2 separate regions of the Homo sapiens genome follow, and region 1 is linked to region 2. Evidence: read pairs that join two places in POLR2A ChIA-PET (ENCODE). Cell type or tissue: Panc1. All regions are shown on one strand. Each heading gives the region's core, and the rest is flanking DNA. Links, peaks and the distances in the headings are about the cores only. Region 1 overlaps PRKCE (protein kinase C epsilon). Region 2 overlaps RHOQ (ras homolog family member Q).

The links. ChIA-PET counts read pairs that join two places held together with the same protein. Peaks named below come from ENCODE experiments on the same cell type or tissue, not always from the same donor. Only the 100,000 strongest peaks of a DNase experiment are listed, where the experiment ranks them.
Region 1: POLR2A ChIA-PET joins it to region 2 with 11 read pairs; 3 of 35 experiments call an interaction of 5 or more read pairs at or near these places.

What each region holds. Positions count from the first base shown.
Region 1 is chr2:46,034,703-46,043,229 of GRCh38, reverse strand. The region is part of intron 10 of PRKCE (protein kinase C epsilon); the gene reads right to left. Among named protein-coding and RNA genes, the nearest start is that of EPAS1, 260 kb to the left of the region's middle. In Panc1, for the core only: no CTCF peak of the experiment used is centred there; no DNase peak of the experiment used is centred there; H3K27ac peaks cover 2,805 bases.
Region 2 is chr2:46,551,672-46,560,198 of GRCh38, reverse strand. All of the region lies in intron 2 of RHOQ (ras homolog family member Q), which reads right to left. Among named protein-coding and RNA genes, the nearest start is that of ATP6V1E2, 13 kb to the right of the region's middle. RefSeq lists an enhancer at 2,162-2,211. In Panc1, for the core only: CTCF peaks have their summits at 3,764, 4,809 and 5,009 (motif pointing right); no DNase peak of the experiment used is centred there.

The DNA.
Region 1 (8,527 bases), core at 81-8,080, 520 kb after region 2:
ACCTAATTGTGATGAAAGAGGGCTTTGGGTCAGAAGTACATATCTGAAACTGTTTTATTTAACATGACTTTGGCACAAGGATCGGTAATAATCCCATATTTACAGAACACCTTGAAAAAAAAAAACTGTTTTTCTGAAGGCCCTACAAAGTTTTCCCACTTCAAATGTTTAATTTGGATGGGAAGTTGCCTTGTGAGTGTAGAATGAAGTTACAAAACAAAACAAAGAGGGTCCCTCAGGAAACTACCACAATTCTAGAAGGGTTTAGAAAGACGGGAGCTACACAGAGGCCAATGTGGTTTCTGAAACTTTCTTCTTCTAGTAAAAATGCTACACCAAACAAGAACATTGCGTGGCAATCAAAACCCTGACCAGGGAGGTGCCTGTGAACAAGGATGCTGGGAAGAAGCCCACAGTCAGGCTGGAGTTACCATTCCTGATTAGCCAGGAAGAACTAGGTGGGGGTCTCTAGCTGAGCTTTTGAGAGTGTGCACCCACCCTTCGCCTCTGGTGTTTTGTAACATGGAAGAAGCCTCCAGGGAGACATTTCTTCTCCCATTAGTTACTTAAGAGAATACCACTCAGGGCTCATGCCATTAGTTGAAATTAAGTAGAAGGACCAAGAGGGGTTTATCTGATGGGCTTTAAAAGCAGGTCTCGGCCATGCTTTTCCAGAGGCAAAGAGAGAGAACTGCAGGCTGGCGCAAGTACCTCTTAAGCCCTGCTGGCCAATTTACCCTGTGGCTAGTCCTGATTGAAATTCGGAACAGAATCTTGGACTCTAACCTCTCCTGTTTACTTTTGTTTGTTTTCTTTTCTTACCAATGCTCCTTGTGAAAAACTCCAACTGACCCAGGCAATAAGCAAACAGGAGAAACTACTTTCCTCACCTGTTCAACAAGAATAAAAAGTGGCAACATTCTGAGACTAGGACGCTGGGGGAAAGAGTGAACAGGAGGGGAGAACTCACCCAGACAGACTGTGTGTCAGCTGTGGATGTTACTCCCTGTCTCAGCCAGAAGAATTGATGAAATTCACACACTCCAAAGACCAGCAAGTACTGCTCCCTAACAAACTGCTAATTTAACACCTTTGACTTTTCCTTTTCACATTAACCGACTCTTTTCAATAATGTTAATATTAACTTGGCTGGTAATCCCAGTAGTCAGTATTTGGAGTTCAGCTACAGATCATATATTGAGAAACACAATCAAACCATAAAATGGGATTCCTGGAAGGGGGACTGCCACCTCAAATTATATTACAATCTTTGATATAGACATCACCCATTTTGATAACTAAAAGCTAACCTCTGAAAAGAATTGCTCATGGTAAGTTTCCAGTGTGGAAAATAAGAGTATTCAAGCCGACATGTTAACATGGAGGCTGGTTTTTTCAACATCAAATTGTTGGCCGTGCAGAACAGTTTTAGGGCAAATTCCTCCAGCTTAAAGAATTTTAAATTTAATTAAACAATCTAATGTAAACTGATCTATACAGTATTTTGTCATGACGCATATGGAGAGGTATTCACAAGGAAACACTTCAGTACTATGTTGTTCATTCCAAGTTAAGGGAAAAAGCTATTATTTGTGACTTGGCAGTTAACTTGGTAAACAGATCCAGATCACTGCCTTGTGGGTTACTTGGGCCAATACTTGTAAAATTTATCTAAGACTATGTGCTGAGATTCCCATAGTTCCTGCAAATGCTGCAACTTTCCACACTATAAATTTCCTTTCTTCTAGAAGCCAGTCTGGATGTGAACTGAGTTAGGGCAGGGAAACATATGCAAGTGTGTTTTTCTCTCTTGAAAACTCAATGTGTGTCTAACAGGTGTATGTGGCTCTATAAATATACATGACTTAAGAAAATCAAAGCATCAGATATTGACTTATGGAAGGAAAAACCAATGAGCCAATCATTACATGAAAAGGGATTTTGTTTTGTTTTAATATTGCTTTAAAATTCTGATTTTGGACTTGGGTATACCCAGTACTCTTAAGATCAAGGGTAATCATTTGTTAGTTTAAAACCTATGGCTTAACAACTGGTACAAATATGAGAAAAACTGGAGACTGCATCCCTGCTGTGAACTTGAAGACCTGCCGAATCCAAACCTACTTATGAAATGAATACCTCGTGCCACCTACTCACAGATAGAAATGATTTTCAAAAAGTCAGAATATGACAGGCAAACGGAATGATTTATTTTGAATGCTGGAAATATAAACCGTGCCCTGATTAACTTACAAAGTTCTCATTCCTGGTACATATGGCAGCTTTAGCTGTGACCTAGATAGAGGGTAAAGTCCGAACTACATTTAAAACTGAGATTCGTCAGTTTGCCAGCTTTTTGGAAATCAGCGATTTTCAGAGTACAAAGGTTAGTTAGAATTAAGGGAAAGGGAGGGAGATGAAATCTTAGTAAGTCTTTAGCACTGCCTGCTCAGATTGTTACTAGTCCTGTCTGTTAACTCTGTGTCATAAACAGATCTCTTTCCATCATTACCCAATTCTTTCTAGTTTTACTCTAAAATTCTAAACTCTAGCTCAGAAGACTTAAAGGCAGATTTTGCCATTTTCTCAAGATTGTTAGCAATCTACAGTACAAGAGGTCTTCTGGTGTGGGGCTCTCCCTACATCCTGTTAAGTGTCCCTGGAAGTCCTAGACAGTGGCTCTCAACCCTTCCCCAGAGTGCTCCCCCAGGCCCCACCATGAAGATTCAATTTCAGTTGAACTGGGGTGAGCCAGGAGGTAGTATGTTTTTAAAGGAGTCCAGGTGATCCTAAGCTGAAGCCAAGGTAGACAACACTATCCTAAGGTATTCACGGTGCTCTGCCATCTGTCTGTCCTCCAAGTACCCTCCAGTGTAACCAGATTACGGTCTAATTGCTGTTCACCCTTCACAATTCCTGCTTTCCACTCGTCTCCTCTTTTGTGTGGATCCTCTCCCTGGAATGCCCCTAGCTCTCCAGCTCTACCAGCTAAAATCCTACTCATCCTTTGAGGCCTAGTTCAGTTCAATTTAGTTAACATCCCCTAGGCACCTACCATGAGAGCCAGACATTGTGTTCAGTTCTGTGTCTAAACACTGTGTGTATTCAGAGAGGCAAACAGGCCCTGCCTTCAGGAAACTTCCAGCCATGGTTAATGGGTGTGTTGACCAGGTTGTGAAACAAGTTTTCTAACATATTTACTCAAATTAAATGTCCTCCCCTCAGTAGGTAAAAATGGCAACTCCAGAAACAGCACAGGCTTGCAAGCATGGCAGCCCACAAGCACAACCACAATCCATCCCAGTAGCAGAGAAATAAATCTAGGATGGTGCGGAGACCCACAAATAACCCCACTGAGGGCAGACTGTGGTGTGAACCCAAATATCCCCCTCCTGGATCAGTGGAGAATATGAGCCACTGAGCAAATGAGAGGCTGAGCCTGTGTCTAATTGAAGAGCCTCGTATATGCCTTAGCCCAAATGTCAATATCGTCATCCTGAACTATTTCTGGAATAAACAACAGGAAAAACACTTTAGAGGACATTAGCCAGAGTAGGCTTCTGGAAGAGGAAGGCTGAGCCAACCCAAAGATCTAACTTAGACCCTGGGAGCAAAATTTAATTTTTTTTTTAATAACATGAACCAGACTCCCTCTTCCCTTCCCTCTCCCCTCCCCCTCTACTAAAACAAACAAACAAAAAAACAACAACAAAAAAACCCCACGAATACAGCTAAAAAATCATGGTCAGTAGGGTTAGAAGAACAGGCCTCAGTGGAGGCTCATTGAGCAATAATGTTTTGGAATATACATATGGAGATCTGAAACCCCAATGGGTCAAATGCCATTGTGAAAAGATTATGGCAGAGAACTGACAGCTGGCTTCCAAGCTCCCTGGAACGAATGCTCTCACTGGAGGAAGATGTGAGAGAGACAGAGAAACTGGGTGGGAAGCAGGTGAGCAAGAGATGGTAAACCTGAAGAGAATCATAATTAAAAGCATAGCAAATCATGTGTGTCATGTAAAGGACTTAACATTGCATCCACTCATTTAATCCTGAAAATTAGTCTATTCATTACTATTATCTTATTTTGCAGATCAAGAATCCGAAACACAGAGAAGTAGATTGACCAAAATTGCCCAGCTAGTTTGAGCAGAGGTGGGGTCTCAACTACGTTAGCCATTAAAGCCGTATTCTTACTACCACGCTAAATTGCATTTTAACAGTATCTCAGATACCTAAGGAACTAGATAAATTACATCTAAAAGACATTTTCAGCCAGGAACTATATTGGCGCTTCAAATGTTTATTGGTAAGGTCTGATTCCCAACCTGAAGATGTTCATAGTTGCTACAGCAATAAGTAGGAAAACTCAATCAACATTAAGAAAAACATGCTAAATCTTCTGTCATTCCTCTGTTTGGAGTTGGTAGAAGAGCTCCGTTTTATCATTATAAAGCATGGCTAAGCCTAGATGCTTGATGTAATGGAATAAGATGGTCATTCGCAAGGAAATATCTGGAAAATGTGTGTGTGTGTGTGTGTGTGTGTGTGTGTGTGTGTGTGTGTGTGTGTGTGAAGTTGTTACTATGCCTTAATTCCATCATTGTATATATTTAATACTACACCAAAGACCATGACAAGTATTGGTAGAACATTTGGGAGGTGAGAACCTTTGTGGATCAAATCATTTTTCGAGCCTCTTCTGAAGCCAGTTCATTTTAAGTTCACACATTGCTTGGGAGCTAGCAGTAGTTTGAACTTTTGGCCCGTGAGATATCCTGCCCATGGGTAAGTAAACATGCAGCAGGGACAAACAGTTTTTATACAACTCTTCATTGTACCATGATAAGATCGGGGAAAACTTTTTTTTTTCCTAGTTTAGATTTCTTTATTCAAATGTCACACTCAAAAAATTCCCCACCCCACTTTGCCAAGACCTGACATTTGCTCTCCTGTCTTCCCTAACTGCAATAGTGTGGCGTTTGCTGCCAGTATGTTTCAAAAATGAATTTTAAATGCAAAGTAGCGCCTTGATTTTTTTTCCTTAAAATTATACCAAGACTATAAATGGCTTATAAAGAAGATAACTATAGAGGAAGGGCCCCCAGCCAGGCAGGGCCACACTCAACTGCTCTCCTTCTTCATCCTCAGCAGATGCAAGACAGGACAGAGGAGACTGGTATTAAGTTGCTGTGCCAGGAGCTTGCACACACATCACTGCATCCCAGCGTTAAAACAACCCTATGATGGTCATCATCATCTTATCCTCATTTATTTTTTATGTTTTTAAGATAAAGAAAATAAGCATCAAGGAGTTTCAGTCATTTGCCCAACGACAACCAACCAGCACTCAAATTAAAGGCCACATATGTATCCAGCTTCAAAGGCAGTGATCTTTCCCTCTTTGCTAGAGCTGGGCTTCTGTCTGTAAGACTTTCTTCCTGACTCTCAAAGGCCTCCTGATACCCCCTGTAATCTGACTGTAGCCCAGACCAGTTTCTGTAGGTTGAAGAGTGGCCTGAGAAGGAACAATAGCCCTACAACATCCTGCCCTCAGAAGAAAGGATTGGGAGTTGCGGTTGTTTTCTTGAAATGTATTATTGGTAGGCTGGATAATGGCTTGGGTATGTTTCTCCCTCTTTTGAAAAATGGCAAATAAAACAATACTCAGCTATAGTGTTACCAACCTGGGGATGGAAGCGTTCGCCTGAGGGATATTTGAACTCCTCCAGAGTAGTTTATGTAACAAGGCATCACTAAACCAAATGGCATTAGCAGGTAATCCCTTTTTGCCATGTCATATGGTAACAATGCACCCCTGCTTTCTCACACAGGGCTAATGACTGATGGAAGAAGGGAAGAGGTGAGCGAGGCTGAGACTTTGCTTGCAGATAGGCCTGACTTGGAGTTTGGGATCCTTATCTTCAGCGCCAGTACGCCTGTTTAGTCCAGAAATGGAGCCACACTTTTCATAAGAATAGCTGTCCACCCCAGTCTGTGGGATTCCAGTGGTTCCAGAAAGGCGGAAAGAGAATTCCTGCAGACCGCAGAGACTTATGTCTGGGGAGGGTGTCTGTGGCTGGGAGGGGGCCCTGGCAGAGTGATAGTCATCACTGGAATGGGTACAGGAAAATCTGAGTCAGCAAATGAAGGGGCTGAACCCAAGTGTCCTGGACGCCAGCTGTGGGAAGGCAGGCGAGGAGGAGGGTCCGTCCTGGCAGCTGCTGGGAGCTTCTGAGAGTCAGCATCTACCAGGGCCTGGGCCAAGGTAGCTGACTGGGAGAAGAGGATGGGGGACAGCCAGGCTTCCACTGGTTTTACAACTTTCTCTGTCACTTGAGGCCCTCTACACATAGCCCCGACATCTCTCTTCTGCATTATCTTCCACTAGGCCCCTACACAAACTCTCCACTGAGGTTTGTTCACCTTTCTCCCACCAGGAACATCTCAAGTGTCCGCCGGGCTTGCAGTGTCCTTCTCATCAGCTCAAGTCCTACCTCTTGCAAGAGGCCTTCCTTGACCACCCCAGCCCAGAGAGGACACTCCCTCCCCTCTGAGAGTTTTGAGATGGATGCTCTGTGCTCCTTAGTGTGTGCTTGCCATGTCCTGCCTTGTCCAGATACCCAAGCTTATTTTTGAGACAAGGTCTTGCTCTGTAGCCCAGGCTGGAGTGCAGTGGCGCGATCATGGCTCACTGCAGTCCCCACCTCCTGGGCTCTAGTGACCCTCCCACCTCAGCCTCTCAAGTAGCTGGGACCACAGGTATGTACCACCATACCTGGCTAATGTTTTTTAATTAATTTTGTGTGTGTGTGGAAATAGGGGTCTCACTATATGGCCCAGGGTGTTCTTGAACTCCTGGCCTCATGCAATCCTCCTGCCTCAGCCTCCCAAAGTGCTGGCATTACAGGCATGAGCCACCACACACCGGCCTAGTTATTCTTTCTTTTCTAGAATGGTCAGGTGAGTGCCTGCTCTCGCTCTGACCCCACCTCATCCCACTTTCCCCTTAACTCCCTCTGTCTCCAACCATGAGCAGAGCATCACTGCTCCTTAGAAGTCCCAGACACACTCCTGCCACAGGACTTTTGCACGGGCCACTCGATCTGCCAGGGACACTCCTCCCCCAGGCATATGAGTGGCCGGCTCCTCCACTTCTTTCATGTTCTGCTTAAATGTTACTGTAATTCATCAGAGACCACCCTGGATTACAACAAACAAACACCTTTTCCCTAGCACTTCCACCTTCCCCTGCTTTGCAGTCTCATTTGTTATCACCACCTGACATCAGGGATTTTTTAATCCGTTATTGCCTTTCTGCCACTACTTGAAGCTCTATGAGGACAGGTTTCCAGCTCTTTTGTTCTCTGCTGGATCTCAAGGACTTAGGACTGTGCCTTGCATGTAGCAGGTATAAGATAAACAGATGTTAAATTAATGCATATCTGTTATAACTTGTTTGCCTCCATGGTGTTAGGCTATGTTTATGTATATACACTTACTATATATAACGTGCCATATACACCATATATAGTAATTTATATTTACCTTACCATCTACTATATACACACGCACATATATGGCATATGCCAAATACATGACAAATGTTCAGCAGACATTTACGAACAACAATATTATTCCCTCCTTGAGCTGAGACCTCTAATGGTTTTTCATTTCACACACTCCTTCCCTAAGTCTGGGAGGGCACCCCCTGGACTAAAGAGGGGAGTTATGAGGTGGGGATGGAGCAGGCAGGGACTGGGAAGGACAAAGTGTCCTGTTTCAAGTTAGCATCTGCACAAAAGAGCCTGCCCTGGGGTATGGTCTAGTCAAGCAAAGCCCTGGCCTTTTGTGCTTCTTGCTCACACAGGAGACCTGGACCTTGTTTTCTCTATGAGAAAGGAGTTCAGATCCTTCAGGCTACAGAGAAGGCTCTGGCCTTTCAGGCCAGCTTCAAAAATTCTGATGTTTCTCTAGAGGTATCAAAGAAATCCTGAAGTGTGGTGTCATGAGCTATGGGCAGGCCTGTGGTGTATGGGGACACCTGGACGATGGAAGCTGGGAATGTGCTCTGCTTGAAAGCCCTGACATCAAGGGTCATTCTGATTTTGCTGAGCCAGAGCAAAGGAGACCCTGTCTGAAGGAAGAGGAAGGGTGAGACCTTCAGCTTCAGAGGTACAACCCATGTGGTCACAGGCTGCTTTCGAGAAGGGACTCTTTGGGTCTAATCCAGATTTGTAGCCCCTTCCCAGAACCAAGATGTACAGAGACCACACATAGTAGGGCTATCACTCTAAGGTGTAGGCAGTGCATGCCAACAAGCTAGCAGTCTCAGAATGGTTTGCAAAGGTGCAAACCTCAGAACATACCATCAGTAATGAATCTGGCTACTGTTTGGCCTCTGATACGTGCATGGCACTATGCCAGAAATAATATCTCTAATCTTCCCAACAAGCCTCCAAAGGAGGTCAGAGCAGTTGATTTGCCAAAGGACTCCCTGTGGTTGGGCAGCAGAGCCCAGACA
Region 2 (8,527 bases), core at 170-8,169:
GCAATGAGGTGCCAGTTAAACACCGGACTGCACAGCAGACCTCCCTGAGGGTCTGAAGCTATGGGAACCAGAAGAGCGCCTGCTTCTGCAGCTGGACTGAACGCGGAGCCACAAGCAAGAGGGTGGAACGAGTTTGCTTTTTAATACCTTTTCCCCTTCCCTATCATGATAAATGCTCCCCAATCCTGGTGAAAGGCAGATGATACTTATTCTCTGGTAAGGGCAGAACTAGGCTTCCCGAATGGGAGACACCAGGCCCAGTCGAAGCACACAAGGCCACGGTACAAAGAAAATTGAGACCCCCCTCCAACACTCTGCTTCTTTCACTCGCCTCCCAGGATGAATCCCTCGGGCAGAAGAGTAGAAGATTCTTTCCTGGTTTATATGACTAGCCCAAGGGGGAAGACCAATACCTACTAACCCTACAGGTTCCCCAATAAAAAGACCCCAACAGATCACCCTACAACAGTGGTTCTCAACTGGGGGTGGGGTAAGTGAGGACTGGTGTTGCCCCAGGAGAACATCTGGCAATATCTGGAGACATTTCTGTTTGCCATCAATGGAGGAGGGATGCTGCTGGCATCTAGGGGGAAAAGGCTGGGGATGCTGCTAAACAACCTACAGTGCACAAGACAGCCCCCCCACAACAAACAATCCAGCCTTCAATGTCAACAGTACTGAAGCTGAGAAACCCTGACCAACAGGGAAGCTCAGAGTCAACCAGCCCTGCCCATACATGCTTTCTCATGTGCTCAATGCCACTCTTGTAAACACAGATAGACATTTGAGGAACTACCTGAAAGAGATCAAAATTAGAGATTACACAGAGAGACAAAAAATTTGAAACACTATCATTAATATCCTCAGAGAAATCAGAGATGATATACCATCAAAAAACAAACTAGACAGGTACAGTGGCTCATGCCTATAATTCCAAAACTTTGAGAGGCCGAGGCAGGTGGATCACTTGAGCACAGGAGTTCAAGACCAGCTTGGACAACATGGCAAAACTTCCTCTCTACCAAACAACAACAACAACAACAACAAAAAGAAACCAAAGAAACAAACAAACAAAAAACTAGCCAGAAGTGGTGGCATGCAGCTATAGTCCCAACTACTCAGGAAGCTGAGGTGGGAGGATCACTTGAACCTGGGAGGTGGAGGTTGCAGTGAGCCTAGATCACACCACTGCACTCCAGCCTGGGCAACAGAGTGAGAGCCTGTCTCAAACAAAACAAAACAAAACCTAAACCGCTTAGAAGATGCTAAAGAAAAAAAGAACATCCAGACAACAGGAAAAGGCACTTTAAAAATAGAATCACATTTCAAAAACAGAATAGAAGGGGTAGATGATAAACTTGAGGAAGTTTCTATTTCTCCCCAAAATAAAGAAAAAAGACAGAAAGGAAATGTAAGATAATTAGAGGATCATTCCAGCAACTCCAGCATCTGAATAGTGGAAGTTCCAGGGTAACAAAAGAGACTGACTGAAACTAAATAAACCAAAGAAATAATCCAGGAAAATTTGTTAGAACTGGAAGATATGAGTTTCCAGATTGTGGGTACCCAGCCAGGCCCTACCCCAAAGCCTATGATTGTGAAATTTCAGGAGGTTAAAATGGCAGATCCTAAGTTTCAGAGAGGAAAAATGGGTTCCTGACAATGGATCAGGGATCAGGTTGGCAGGGGACTTCTAAACAACTTAAATAGAAGCTGAAAGACAATGGGACAATGCCTTAAAAATTCCAAAGGGAGAAAAAATATAATCTATTTTCAAAGTATCAGTCCGGTATGAAGGAATAAAAACATTTTCAAACATACTAGGTATCCCAAAAGTTGCCTACAATGACTCTTTTCTCAGGAAACTAATAAAATATACATTCCACCAAAGTGAGGAAATAAACCAGTAAGACCTGAGATCCTGGAAACAGGGATCTAATACAAGAGATAGAGGCAAAGAGAATCCTAATAAACCTGAAGGGAAATCCCAGGATAACAGCTGTGCAGCAGGCAAGAGGCACCAGCCCAGCTACAGCAGGTTAGAAGGTGCAGGAGGGATGGCTGCAAAAGAAGAAACTGACAGAATACTTGATATGACTTGCTGCATGGGAGGGTGAATTTTGCATGAAATAGCTGAGACATACAGTGAAAACCAAGTAAGAGAAGCAACAAGATAATTGTTCACTTGAGAAACAGAAAGTGGTACAAGAAAAAAAATATAATCATAGTACACTACATGGCTCAGCTGTGAATAGTCATAAAAATATAAACACTGATCAGTGGTCAAACTGAAATTACAATATAGCTCCTACAGAAAGGTGGATAGGAAGTGGAAGATATGTGTGAAAGGGAGCTCAGGCCTCATCAGTCATCATGTGAATTCAACAGAGAATATTTGTTATCAAAATAAACAGCAGAGTTGAAAGTGGTTGTCTCAGGGTAGTGGGAAATGTCTTTTCTGCAGGAGAAGTAAAGAGGAATATTTTATTTCTTCATAATAACTCCTTCCAGAACTGCTGACTCTTTAAACCATCTGCATATAGAAGTTTGATAAAAATGAGTTTTTTTAAAAAAATTAGGGAACACAATAAAGTATAAAGAAGTAAATTTCTAAAATTATTCATGGTCACCACCTAGAACCAACCACTTTAACATTTTGACTATTTTGTTCTGATTTTTCCTCTGCATATTATACATGTGCATTTTCTTTAAAGTTTTAATCATACTATACATATATATATGGTTTTGATTCCTGCTTTTTCACACTTAACACATCATTAGCCTTTTCACATTTCTTTAAATATTTGTTGAAGGCAGTTTTTAATGGCTGTGATTATTCTAATATAAATCATTCTGTGATTTAGCAACTCCCTTTTTACTATGCATCAATGTGTTTATAATTTATCACTATTATAAATAACATTGTGAAGAATATCATTTTATGTAAATCTCTGGGTACACTGAATGTTTTCTAGGCATAAATTCATAAAATCAGATCACTGCAAACCAAAGAGTCTTTGGCAAATTAACCTCCAAACTGGTTGTTTCAGTTTTCATTCCCAAAAATGGGGCAGAGAGTATTTACTTTCCTTTCTCCTTTTCAACTTGATAGGTTGAAAAACAAAGTTTTTATTCACATGTCTTTACAGAGTGTGTTTTCATTGGCTATTTGTTTTTCTTCTCTTGTGAGCTATTGGTTTATGTCTTGTCCATTTTTCCACTGGGGCTACATGGTAGATTAACTCTTTGGCAACCTCATTTATAGGCTGATCTCTTACGAGTTAACATAAATCAGACCCATGTACCTGATGGTCCTTGAAAGCCCCAATAAAATTGTTTCTGAATCTAAACGGCCCCACAGAAACCTTGCCTATCTGGGAAGCTCAGGTCAAACAGCCGGGTAGTTGGGCACCTTTCTAACACTCCTCACTCACATTTCATGATTTATATGCACATCCCATTTTCTACTTGCATTCTGGCCAGCTCTATTCATCTTCCAACTGGACTGTAAACTCCTACGGGGGAAGAACCCGATCGGATGGAATTTTGTGTTCCTCACCTCACTCTTATGTTTAATGGATATTTATATGTTTGATAAATAAAGCTATTAGGGTGTGGTTGGGGTGGGAGAGTATATGAACAGAGGCACAGAGAAAACAAGAACACTGGAAGGTCCAGACCCAAGCATTAAAAGGAACAAAAAAAAAAAAATTAAAAAAATTTTTTAAGAAAAAGAATATCAGAAGGGTAGAGAAGAGATCAGCCCTCGCCTCTACCTGAGCCAGGGGCGAAGGCAGCACCACAAGTGCACAACTAGCAGAACTTCACTTTGTACCTTGAAACCCTGAAAATAGTCCCCAGAGCCCGGGAAAGAATGGCCATGGAAGAACAACTGAAAAAGAGCGGGGGCAGGAATAAAATGGAAAGAGAAAGATCACAGAGCCATAAAAAGGAATGGAATGTTGATACCTTCTACAACATGGATGAACCTTAGAAAACGTTATGCTAAGTGAAAGAAGCCAGACACAAAGGGCAAACATTGCAGGATTCCATTAATATGAAATGTCCAGAATAGGTAAATCCATAGAAACAGAAAGACAGATTAGTGGTTGCCAGGAGACGGGGGAGGAGGAATGGTGGGGAGTGACTGTCGGTGGGTATGGGGTTTCGTTCTGGGGTGATGAAAGTGTTCTCTGAATTATGCCTCAAAAAATAAAACAAAGGAAAGAGGAGGAAACTTACATATCAAGCAGTTTGACACACCAGCAATTTCTCTGAGTAATTACTTGCGTCTTAACACCAGCTTGCCTAGATGCTACTTCCATACTAGCTTGTTCAGACAACAGGAGGCATTCCGGTCTCCCAGTCAAGACACAAGTGAGCAGGTCAGCATCCTCACCATGTCCCCCTCCTACCGACTTATCACAGAGGGCCACAGGCCACTCTGGAAGCACACCTGACATAAAGCCCAGTGAAGGACTCCTACAGGTCTAGACTTGCTGGAGAACAGTACATGCGCATAGCCAGTATTTCATCCAAACAGACCTGGCAGCCTGTCTGCTTAATGAGCTCTGTGAGTCCAGAAATGAGTCCCACTTTGCTTAAATGGTCAATGTATTCAAATCGCCACCTATAACCTGCTTTAAAGCCACTCAATAATGTCCAGACAGGTCAGAATTTCCTCTCAAATGAGCTGATAGGAAAGCCAATATGGATATGATATAAAGTGATGGGAAAGGTTCTTTCCATAATAATCTTACCACCAGACTCCCCTAAATTTAACACACACCTAGTTCCTACTGGGGCCCCCAACACTTGTGCAAAGTGCTATGTGCTACGTGCAGTCCTGCAGGGACGGCAAGGGGAAGAGTTTACAATCTGCATGGGGAGCAAAGATTTACACATGAATAAAACCAAATGCTAGAGTGCAGCCTGGAGACAATTCACTTAGTGGAAATTCTAAGGAGGGACTCGACCACTAGAGGGCCGGAGTCAGAGGTGAGGAGGTCATGGGGTGCCTCAGCCTCAGTTGGACTTCTCACTTTCTGCAGTGGATGAATACCCAAAGCTCTCGCCTGTTGGACGAAGTCCCTGTCCGAAGGAAGCAGAGCCCCCATCTGCCTGCTCTGTCCCTCCTCGTGTCCAGTCCCTTCCCCATTCCTCCAGGGCCAAGGAGGCTGGTGGAAACACCTCCAGGTAATCAGCTCACTGGGGAAGACAACTCTGTGAAAAGTAAGCTGGATTAAATGGAATTTTAATTGAACTGGATGCTCAAAATTAAATGCTCTCTCAGTGGCTGCTCCTAGAGGGGGCACACTTTGAGCCAACTCATTTATAATCCCAACCATTATGCCATTTGAAAGAGGATGGGTTTTCTAGATTGGAACAAATTTGAAAAAAAAAAAAAAAGAAAGAAAGAAAAAAATGTAAAAGAGCAGGCGCAGGAGAATAAAGGGAGGGGAGAACACTTGCACAGAAAGCAGAGGTCAGCCAGGAAAGAAGTAATTACTGGCAAGATGGGTGTTTGAGTAACACAGCCCTTCCTCTCCCTTCAGCCACTCCTTGTGACCCGCCTGGGGAATGTTAACACAGAAAGGACGTCATTGCCCATCTGATGCTTTGGAACTAATTTAGCACAAACCAAGCTGCCATCCTTCTCAGGGACAGGGTCTGTCACCACCCAGAGGAGTGCTAACCTCAGCCACAATGAACAGAGCCCTGTCCAGGCGTCCTGTCTATCGAGCCCCTTAATATGCGGGAGAGAAATAGCTTGGTGTTTAGGCCGCATCAAGAAATACCTGCAGAGCCTACTGGGCGCACAGCCCTAGGCCACATAGCACACTAATGGAGCCAAGGCACCCCACAAAAAATTCTGCTTCCATTTTTTTTCTCCTGATAGCACTGCGGCCCTTCTCCACCAGGTGAACTGGATAGGGAGCACCCATGGCTGAATCATTCAATTCATTCCAGTAATTACGGATAATCTCAACCATGTGTAAAGAACTAGAAATGAGGGTATATGGGGGTGTGTTTTGTGGGGCTGGGGGTTTAAAAATTTATAAATTAAAAAAAAAAAACACACACACACAATGAGATCCTGTCATTTGCAACAACATGGATAGAACTGGAGATGATTAAGTAAAATAAGCCAGCAACAGAAAGACAAACATCACGTATTCTCACTTATTTGTAGGATCTTAAAAATCAAAACAATTGAACTCATGGACATAGGGAGTAGAAGGATGGGTACCAGAGGCTGGGATGTGTAGTTGGGGGTTTGGCGGGAGGTAGGGATGGTTAATGGGTACAAAAAAATAGTTAGGGCCAGGCACGGTGGCTCACGCCTGTAATCCCAGCACTTTGGGAGGCTGAAGTGGGCGGATCACAAGGTCAGAAGTTCGGGACCAGCCTGGCCAATATGGTGAAACCCTGTCTCTACTAAAATACCAAAATTAGCTGGGCATGGTGGCGGGCACCTGTAGTCCCAGCTACTTGGGAGGCTGAGACAGGAGAATTGCTTGAACCCAGGAGGTGGAGGTTGAGTGAGCCAAGACCGTGCCACTGCACTCCAGCCTGGGCGATAGAGCGAGACTCTGTCTCAAAAAAAAAAAAAAGTTCGAAAAAGACATGACACTATTTGATGGCACAACAGGGTGACTATAGTCAATAATAATGCAACTGTACATTTAAAAATAACTCAAAGACTGTAATTGGATTGTTTGTAGCACAAAGAGTAACTGCTTGAGGGGATGGATACCCTATTCTCCATGATGTGCTTATTTCACATTGCATGCCTGTATCTAAACATTTCATGTGCCCCACAAATGTTTACGCCTACTATACACCCACAACATTTTTTTAAAAATTGAAAAAATAAAAAAAAGAATAAAATAAGTCATGTTCTCTGCACTCCAGGGACAGTGTGTATGTAAGACAGCGGTGGATGTGGTAGGGAGGGAGGGGGCAGGGGGTGGAGATGGGTTGCAAAGAGCAGGTACAGAAGTGCACAGTCATTAATTCAGTGACTCTGAAAGTTTAGCCTGCGTCACAATCACCTGAAGGGCTTTTATAAAAGAGATTTCTTAGTTTTTCATTCAGAGGATTTGGGATAGAGCCTAAGAATTTGGATGTCTAACAAGTTCCCAGGAAATCCATGTTGGTTTGAGGATCACACTTTGAGAACCAGTGCCACCATTCAAGGCCTCGCTGAGCATCTAGTACGTGTAAGAATCCAAACTGATCACTTTCTCCAGCTAAAAAACAACTTTCGTGGAAACAACCTTACTCAACTTAACTCTTACTAGCATTTCACCTCCTTGGAAGGATAAGCCTTCCTCCTCTGTGCCCCCAATAAATAGGCCCCACTGCCCTCCCACCACTCATGGTTGACCTACCCTTCAAAACACTGTGCCTCTGGGGGCCAGGCCTGTGCCTGACAGATCTTCTAACACCTGCCCCTGGCCCAGATCTGGTGCTCAGGAAATGTATGTTGACTGACTGGATGAATGTTCTCTTCTAGGCTTGCCAGCCACCACAGGAAGCAGCCAGGCAGGATTTGGGAGCCCATGCAGAGGTGGTGGCAATGGGGATGGCCCAAGAGGGCAAACAATATGAGCAGCAGGTGGCAGAGGAAGTTTTGCGCCATATTTAGAGAATATTCAGATGAAGGAGGGACAAACAGTTTTGCAGAGGTAGGCTTCCCCTGAATAAGAAAATCCTTGAAGGGAGAAAGGAAAGGCCTGAGGTAGCCCCCATGGGACACAAACGACACCCGTCATTTGCAGGCTAAAGCTGGCCCGCCTGGCAGCCCCCCAAACAGCATTTCCCTGTCCCTCTCTTCTGGGAAGGGGCCACAGCTTTAGGCAAATGGCATGAGCTTCTTCCACACGTACTTGAGCAATGGGGCCATCAGCGCCACCTCGGGCCTGCTCCTTTTTGAGGAAGCATGGTGGTTTAGGGACAAAGTGACAAAACACCCGTAACGTCACGTGGGGCAGAAGTCTTTGTAGGAGCCGTTTTAGCAGCCGTCCCTACGTGTTCCACCTATACACAATGTTCCACCATCTCTTCTAGCTAGAAAAGCGATACGCTTGGAATGTACCTTTTACATGAAACGCTGAACAACAGTGCATGTGATAAAAGAGGCATTTAACATGGGCCAGATGATTAGGGAGAGTGACTTAACATCAAGAACCCAGGGCTTAAAGTCCGACAGCCTGCCTGGTGATCTCGGCTTTGCCTTTTACCAACCGTGTGGCCTGGAGCGAGTCATTTAACCTCCCCAGATCTGCAAAATGAGACAGCCACCACTGGCTTCCTTTACTCACAGAGCAGGTGAGGGAACTCAAGGCGGTACCAGGTGCGACATGCTTTATGTGCTGTAAAAATGTCATTTGATGATGAGCCTGCCACTTTTAAGCCCCTCAGTCTACCCTGAGCCTGAGTAGAGCAGGAAAATCTAGGGATCTGGAGAGGCGGCTGCTTCAGTGCTCTCACCATTCACTCAAAAAGGAACAGAGACAGCAAT